Linked DNA regions of Homo sapiens: regions 1 and 2 are each linked to region 3. A link is a contact called in ENCODE Hi-C or POLR2A ChIA-PET data. All regions are on one chromosome and are shown on one strand. Each heading gives the region's core, a stretch centred on a gene start or an enhancer-like site at or near the end of the contact. The rest is flanking DNA. Distances are from core to core; before and after follow the strand shown.

Region 1 (2,700 bases), core at 15-2,514, 860 kb after region 3:
CCCCCCGCCAAAAAATTAACTTTAGGGCCGGGCGCGGTCGCTCACGCCTGTAATCCCAGCACTCTGGGAGGCCGAGATGGGAGGATACCTTGAGGCCAGGAGTTTGAGACCGGCCTGGTCAAAATAGCAAGACCCCATCTCTCTTAAAAAAAAAAAAAAAAAAAAAAAGACTAATTTAGAATATGCCTTTATTTTACAGATAAGGGAAAAGAACCAAAGAGGTGAACTAAGTAATCCAACTCAAGGGTCTTTCCAGTCTTCACCGTTTTTTCAGTTTTCCAAGGATACAACCATAACCCCAAATTTACAAGGACAAAATCTCAAACGCGGCAGCTATGCTGAAGCCCGCATCATATCACATACCCCCTCGCTTTAAGAAAAACGACATATATATCTATACATATATACCCATCTTTCTTCTCTGGCTTTGGGGCAGCATTGGGACATCTTTTTCCATTCTTCGTCGATATATAACTACACTGCTTGAAGGGTGCATTCTTGTCTTCAAGGATATGCTTAATGCAAAACTCCTGCCCCTCCAGACGAGGGTGAGAGCATGGACGATGAGTGAATGCACAAGACAGAGGTTCCTGAGACCTGGGCACTGGAGTGATCCTCCCCCGATTGGTTGGCAAGACGTGAATCCGAATCCTGTTCATAACCAAAACCTGCGGGGTCAAACGAAAGACCAAAAAGCCCTTACCCTTCCCGAAAATTCCTGCTCCACACAGATCGCGCGGACAGTTTCCAAAGGACATGCAGAAGTCGTCCCCGTAAGGTACGCTCCGTAAGTCCCCGCCGCCCTCCCCAAGTCTCCACAGGCATCTGTGGCTTTGCCTCCCTTTAGCGTGTCCCTCCATGCCCGGCCCCACCCCGAACCACACCACGCTGAATGTATCTTCAGGACTCGCACAGCTGCAGCACGAAGGGAAGCGACAACACCAGCCCCACGCGGCGGCCACGCCGCCTCCCCGCACGCCGCCTTTGTCCCGGCCTGCCTCAGAGCGCACGACTGGGCCTGGCCTCGGAAGCCTATGCGAGCGCCATTTTGTCCTACGGCTCCAGTCACCGGAGATCCTGGCTCCTGGAAGCCTGCAGGAAGGAGACTGACTCTGACACTGCTTTGAGGCGGAGTAGCAGCTCTGAGCTGACAAAAAGAGCGAAATAGCAGCCCAACCGCAAGAGCTTAGAGGAAAGAGCACCGCCATCTTACCTCAGGAGCTGCGCTGCGCCGCACTCTGCCGCGCCGCTCGCCCTTCTCTAGTGGCGCCAGCGGCTCTCAGATCGGCCTCGCCCCTTTCCGGACTCCTGGCTACTCATTGGCTACCGCTCGTATGACAGGATGTCGCCATTGGCCGAGACCAACTACCTATCGTGTCTGGGAGGGCGGAGCGCTGAGAAAATGCGAGGTTGGGGTGGCTAAGACAGACTGTCTGTCAGCAACTCCGCCCGGAGGAGAGTGAGCCGGGGAAGGGGGCGGAGAGCGGGCTGCGGGGCGGGTTGCCAGCTAATATTTTTCCACCTTGCAGCGTGGCTCGTTTTCCGGCTACTTTTGGACCCTCAGTCTGTGGTCCTAGGCTGCTGTTCCCTCACCACTGTACACAGCTAGTATAAAATCAGACAGACAGGCCGGGCGCGGTGGCTCACGCCTGTAATCCCAACACTTTGGGAGGCTGAGGCTGGCAGATCACCTGAGGTCGGGAGCTCGAGTCCAGCCTGAGCAACATGGAGAAACGCCGTCTCTACTAAAAATACAAAATTAGCCGGGCGTGGTGGTGCACGCCTGTAATTCCAGCTACTCGGGAGGCTGAGACAGGAGAATCTCTTGAACCTGGGAGGCGGAGATTGCGGTGAGCCGATATCGCGCCATTGCACTCCAGCCTGGGCAACAAGAGCGAAACTCCGTCTCAAAAAAATATATAAATAAAAAATAAATCAGACAGAGGCTGGAGGATCACTGTTTACACATAAAAAGTCTTTAGCTTTCTTTTGTGAACAGTTCAATACATGTACTGAACATTTGGTATAGAGAACACTGAGAAACATTTTTTGGGTGTTTACTGATTCTGGGAATTACATGTATAAAGTCATTGAATTTTTCAAAGCAACCCTAAGAGGTACAGGTTAGTATTATGTCCATTTTACAGATAAGAGGACTGAGGAACAGAATGGGACCATAGCTATTAAATGGGAAAGGAAGACGAATTTGAACCCAGCCCGCATTCTTTATCCCTTATTGCCTCTTATATAGTAAAGAGCATTGGACTGAGAATAAGGAAATATTTGTTCTAGTTTAGGGCTGCTTCTCATAACTGTGTGCCCTGTCTTTAAAATTCCATGCTAAATAATGCAGGTATCATAAAAATGACAGACACAATACCAATCATACCATCCTTTAAGGATTTTTAGTTTAAAAGCATCTTTCTGTCATCTCCACCACTTGTAGAAATGATTCCTAGCTTTCTTCCCATAACCCTTCTAGACATTTTTTGCTTTCCAGCATCTCTTATCTCCTCACTGTCAGTTTAAGAAAGATGTTTTATCCATGCCTAACGAGCAAGTGAGCATGAGTCCCAGTGGAAGTGAACATAAAGATTCCACAGCCCTCAAGAAAAACACTAAGGCTGGGCGTCATGGTTCACCACTGTAATCCCAGCACTTTGAAAAGCTGAGGTGGGAAGATCACCTGAGCTCAGGAGT
Region 2 (2,700 bases), core at 189-2,688, 530 kb after region 3:
CCTTGAAGGCCAGGGTAGGTAATCACAGATGTCAAGTCGTCTATTTTCTTGCCTATTTGTCTTTGACAAAAGAGGTAGGTGGGAACCCTAAGCCCAATGCACAGGAAAAACAAATTCCCTTTTTATCTCAGAAGTCCAAAGATGGCTCAGGGCCTCATGGGAGCACCCTGGACTGATTCCCAGCCTAGGAGGTTTCCTTTTCAGAGACTTTTCATGAGAAAGGAAAATTCTTGCTAAAGCAATAAAGGGAAACTTCCATTTTAGCTCTCTTCTCTGAATTCCAGCTCTGTATCCACTTTTAACACACAGGGCACTAATTCTCCCTCTTCGTCCCATCTTTCTGGTTCTCTAGCTCCTGTGCAAATCCTCCCTGAAGGCTTTACCTCTAGCTACATATCTGGACACTTGTCTCAAACCCTTTCTCCATCTCCCCCAGGTAGCAGAGTCTCTTAATGGGAAGCCTCTTTGTGCAGAGCCCATTGGGCCAGCTGTAAGTTTTTCTATACCACTGACAGAAATCCGTGGAAGTGCTAGCAAAAATCTCAGCAAAGGATGGGATGGGTACCTGTCCTCAGCTTGCATTTCCTAAGATATTCACGCAGAGCCAGCACCTGGGCGGTTAAGGTGGTAGCCCTAACCTCGTTTCTCCTGGTTCCAGGATGATCCCATGCCCACTGCAGTGTGGGTTCTAGGGCTTTCATTTCCCCCTTTTCTTCACACATATGGGTAGCAAGGGACCTGCAAAAGGAAGTTTCTGCAGCCAGTGCTGATGAACAGAAAAGGGGCCATGTTATAAAAATGAGTAGCCCAAGGGCACACGGACGAGTTGGCTCCGTCCATCAGAGAACCCTGGCCCCTGCCACGGGTAGGGCATGGGCGGGACGGGAGCCTGCTCAGGGGTAAGGTTGCTTCTTCCCTTCTTCTTGTCACAGTGCCCCTGGAAAGGGTCAGATTTCAGAGAATCCGAGCAAGGCAGAACTGGAGCAGGGGAAGTGAGGTCAGAAAACAGGTTTCCCATGAGCTGGGGCATGAGCAAGTGAAGAGAAAGGGAGCCACGGGGTAACCTGTGCGCGAGTGACAGCGGCGGGAGCCCGCAGGGCCTGACAGTTGCGATGGGCACGGGGAGACAGGGCGAGAGGCGGGCACAGAATGTCAGCGGGGCAGACCCCCGGGAAAGGCAGCAACCCGGAAGACGCGCCGATCCTCCTCCCAGCCCCTATGGGTGACCGAGCCCCCACCAGCCGCCCCGGGAAGCCAGGCGTCCCTCCCTCCAGCCGCAGCTCCCTCCGGCCCGGCTCCACTCACCCCCGGTAGGCTTGGCCCGCGGCCCGGTGCCTCCCTCCCGGGCGCCGCCTGCCCCTCCCCTCCGCCCTCCGCTTGCGTCTGGGAGCCGGCGGCCGGCGGAGCCAGCGACAGGCGGAGACGGCGGCCCGGCAGGCGCGGGCGGGGCGGGGCGGGCACAGGAAATCCCCGCCCGCTTCCGGGGCTCTGCGGCGGCGGAGGTGCGGGGAGTGGGAGGGAGAGGAGTGGGAGGGAGAGGAGTGGGAGGGAGGGAGGGAGGGAGGGACGGGAGGGGGCGGGGCTGCGGCTCAGGCGCCCCCAAACGCGAACCCGGGACCTCCGCGCCCGCCGCTGTGGGGAGGGTGCGGCCCGAGACGCTTGGAGGGCGGCGGGCGCCGGAATCGCAGCCTGCTGTGGCCACTTGCCCGCACTCTTGCCTGACTGACCATTTTCCGCTCTGGCTACTGGGCCTCCCACGGAGTTCTGTCCTCAGGGTTCGTCAATTACCTGGAATTGCGTAACCGCCCGTTACAGGCCAGACCGAGGCCGAGAGCGATTTCTCCAGACAACAGTCTGGAATTCCTCAAGGAGCGTACCCTCTAGTTTTCACGATAGGATAAAGGGCTTGAGAGAGCACTGAGGAGGAGTCACTTATTCTGCCTGAGGGGAAGTCAGGTTGCTATCTGAAGTTGGCCTTGCGGCTGCTGTCCCATTTGCGGGAGCCGTAGCCGCAGGTGACACCTGAGCTCTCGAAATGTGGCTGGTCTGAATAGAGATGTGTTCCAAGATTTAGAAGATTTAATTTAAAAAGTGATATTTTGGGTATATTGGGTTAAATATATTAAAATTAATTTCACCTGGTTTTAACTTTTTAAATGTGGCTATAAATATGGCTTGCATTATATTTCTATTGGATAGTGCTACCTTGCAGCATTAAGATGGATTTGACTAGAAAAGATGAGAAGGGCCTACAAACAGTGAGTAAACCCATTGCTGTTAGAATCTGTTTATAACCTACAAGTCACATTCACATTCCTTATTTCATCATTACAACAATTTTCAAAAATTTTATTTAGTAGACTTAAAAAATAATTGACTCACTTAAGGTCATATGTGACAATCATTCGTTTAATGCATATTTATTTTCTACGTGTGCCAGACACTGTAACTAAATGCTGGGAGTTAAAGGATTCACAGTCTGGGGAAGCACATGTCAACAAATATTTGCAATAAAAACGTAGATTCTAAAACAGAGGAACGTACGCTGCACTTGAAGCAAAGAGAAGTGACCACGTATGGGACGGAGGTCAGAGAAGGCCCCCCACTCTGACAGAAATCGTGAGGCAGAGAAGAGTCAGGAGGGCTGTCTAATGAAAGAGGAAAATGCAGTAGACACGCAGTTGGGAAGAGTATAGAGCA
Region 3 (2,700 bases), core at 75-2,574:
GTCCTGAGGAAGGTCCCACAGGTCCAGATGCAAGTCCAGGGAACAGGCTGAGAAGTTGATCTTGAGCTCCCAGCAGGGCCGCTGAGGGCCGATGCCCCATTCTCACCCTAGAAAGCGGCAGGCAGAGCTGGGCCTCAGGCAGATGTTGCCTAGGGGAGTGGGCAGGGAGCGTTGGCAGCGAGACAGCCAGTGTCCAGATGCAGGGGGAGGCCTTTGGGTGCGCAAGACAGCCAGCGGGGAGAAGGAGTGAGGAGCAGCCGTGGCTGGGGAGGTCAGACCCAAACGGGCAGCCACAGCGGGAAGCAATGGGGGTGGGGCACTGGGTGGCCTGCGGGCCCCAGAGGGCTCTCTCCTGGCCCACAGGCCTAGAAACTCTGGTCGTGGGAACCCAGCCCATCCGCCAAATTTGCCGCCTGCTCTCACACTCCCCAACACCAACAGACCCCAGGCCTGGGGGGTGCACATCCTGTCCCCCACCCCTCACACAGCCTGCGGCGCCCCGCTTCCCGCGCCGCTGCCGGCATTGACCTCCACAGCTCACCAGGGCACAGGTGTCTCTTCACCCTGATGGGTGAGCAAGGATGGGGGGCAATGCTCAGAGAAACCTCCCAGCCAGAGACCCCTCCAAGGGACCTCTTTCCCCGCCGAAGGATCTGAGTAGGGCCCTGCCCGGCTCCACGGGATGGGGGCGCTGATGTCCAGCCCCACAAAGCCCAGCCCCAACTCAGTGGGTCCTGCCCTTTGCCCTCGCGCTTCCAAACCTTCCGCCCCGGAGCACCGCCCCCTCGCCGGGCCACCGCGGCCGTCCCTCCCTCCCCGGTCCCTCGGCTCGTCCTCCCCGGGAACAGGGGTGATGGGACGTGGGGCCCGCACACCGGCGGCCGGGGCCTCCAACTCCCTCCCTTGGGCCTGTAGCTGCCCCGGGGCGGGCGGATGTGGGCGCCCCGCGGGAGGCCCGAGCCCTCCGGCCCCCGGAACCAGCTCCGACCCGGAGCCTGCCAGAGCCCCGCGGAGCCGGGCGGGACAGGCGCGGTCGGGGGGCGCAAGCCGGGCTGGGCCCGCGGGGCTGGCGGGAGCCCGAGCCGGAGCCGGAGCCGGAGCCGGGGCCAGGGCCGGAGGCCGAGCCTGGGCGGGCGACGCTGGGTGCCGCGCGCAGGGCGGGGCGGGGGGCGGCCGCCCAGTACTCACCAGCGCCGGGGCTGTGCATCCAGGGGCCGGGGCCCTCAGAGCGGGGGGCTCATGGCGGGGCGGGGGGCTGGGGCGCCGGCCTCACATCCCCCCAGTCGCCGGAGGCTGCAGAGCGACTGTGAGACGGCGAGAGGAAGGGAGGGGGCCGGGAGGGGGAGGGCCCTGGCAGCCCGGCCGGCCGGGTAGGATGACAATGGAAGGAAATGCTTTATCTGAGTCTGAGAGCGGGCCAAGGGGGAGGGGAGGGAGGGGGCAGGCGCTCGCGGCCCTGGGACACACCACCCCGGCAGACACTGCACCGCGCGGCGCACAGGCGGGCCGCAGACACCGCGCGCGGCCAGATCGCGGCGGGGCGCGGCGCACTGCCGGGGAGGCAGCGCCGAACCCGGAACGCCGGCCGCGGCTCCGAGCCCCAGCCGCCGCGAGGCGCTCCGAGCCGTGCACAATTCCCGGAAACCCAGCTACCTGGGCGCACGCACCCTCGCATACACAACGTACACGAGCACGCATCCATGTTTACAAGGGGCAGAATCATTTACACAGCACACACTGGGGCTTCGGGGTGGACCCCCGTGCACACACTACATACCCGTACAGCCCACAAGCACGCAGCCACACGCGGGCACAGTGGGACACGCGTGGTGTCCCATGTCCCATACAAGGAATCCCAGACGGACACCCCCCACCACACACACACACACATAAGCACGACTTGCCTCAGGAAAGTTCCAGGATCTGATTTGAATCACTGCCCAGCCCTCCCCCACTGGCACCCCCACACACACACCATGCCTGCTGAGGGGAACGGAAGGGTCCAGCCTGTTCCTATTAAAAGAAAAAGGGTGTGGGGGTGGTGCAGATTTTGAAAGTTTTCTTTTTTTAAAGAAATTTCTCAAGGGACTTCCTTCCCTCCTCTCCTCTTCCTCTCTTCCTCCCATTCCTCTCCCTCCACAACCCCCCTCTTTCCCCCTCCCGGTCCCTATGAGTCAAACTTCAGCAATGTGCCCAGTGTCCCCCAGTGCATTACAGCGGATCACAGAAATGTTCCAGTCTGTGAGTCGGAATGCAGCCGCCTCCAGCCCTCCCTCAGCTAATAAACTCAGCTCAGGGCCGGCTTTAGGCAGTGGCCCTCCCTGCCTCTCCCTCCGCTTTTAGCTGGAGAGAAGGTCAGATTCAGGGGTCAGGGGCTAAGGACCTCGCCATTGTGCTTCCTGGGCTAGCCGGTCAGCCGTGTCTGCCTCCAGCAATCTGGAGCTGCTCCTAGGAAGGGGAGAGGTCCACCACGCAGGAACACTGGGCTCTCTGCAGCGTGAGGCGCCACCATTGTAAACCAAGGAGCAGCTTCCCCTGACCCCATTCTATCTCCCGCAATCCTAAGAAACCCCAAGAATCCAGAGAAGGAAAAATTGAGGCAGCCCCAGAGGTGGAGTCATGTCTGATTGGAAGCAAGAGCCCACAGTGGCCTAGGAGGGCTTGGCCATGCTGGCGGTGAACTTCAAACCATAGATTCTA

What was found. Hi-C counts contacts between places; a loop is a spot of excess contacts on that map. ChIA-PET counts read pairs that join two places held with the same protein, here RNA polymerase II (POLR2A). Pooled maps may share reads with other maps.
Region 1: a map of naive thymus-derived CD4-positive, alpha-beta T cell shows a loop between it and region 3 (3-fold over the local background). The contact joins the promoter of KANSL2 here to the promoter of HDAC7 in region 3. A Hi-C loop is called at or near these places in 1 of 168 maps with a recorded cell type or tissue (naive thymus-derived CD4-positive, alpha-beta T cell) and 7 of 50 pooled maps. POLR2A ChIA-PET finds 5 or more read pairs at or near these places in 2 of 52 experiments (both activated T-cell).
Region 2: a loop to region 3 is called in a pooled map, with 4 times the contacts of the local background. The contact joins the promoter of ZNF641 here to the promoter of HDAC7 in region 3. A Hi-C loop is called at or near these places in 4 of 50 pooled maps.

What each region holds. Positions count from the first base shown.
Region 1 is chr12:48,680,974-48,683,673 of GRCh38, forward strand. It overlaps KANSL2 (KAT8 regulatory NSL complex subunit 2), which reads right to left and starts at 1,265. Exons shown (of 10, transcript NM_017822.4): 1 at 1,214-1,265; 2 at 409-668. The coding sequence starts at 659. RefSeq lists an enhancer at 963-1,232 and silencers at 1,313-1,522, 1,563-1,612.
Region 2 is chr12:48,349,481-48,352,180 of GRCh38, forward strand. It overlaps ZNF641 (zinc finger protein 641), which reads right to left and starts at 1,439. Exons shown (of 6, transcript NM_001172681.2): 1 at 1,306-1,439. RefSeq lists enhancers at 950-1,019, 1,458-2,194 and silencers at 1,160-1,589, 1,870-1,949.
Region 3 is chr12:47,818,579-47,821,278 of GRCh38, forward strand. It overlaps HDAC7 (histone deacetylase 7), which reads right to left and starts at 1,325. Exons shown (of 26, transcript NM_015401.5): 1 at 1,189-1,325. The coding sequence starts at 1,207. RefSeq lists enhancers at 254-827, 2,166-2,700 and silencers at 736-1,045, 1,056-1,135, 1,276-1,615.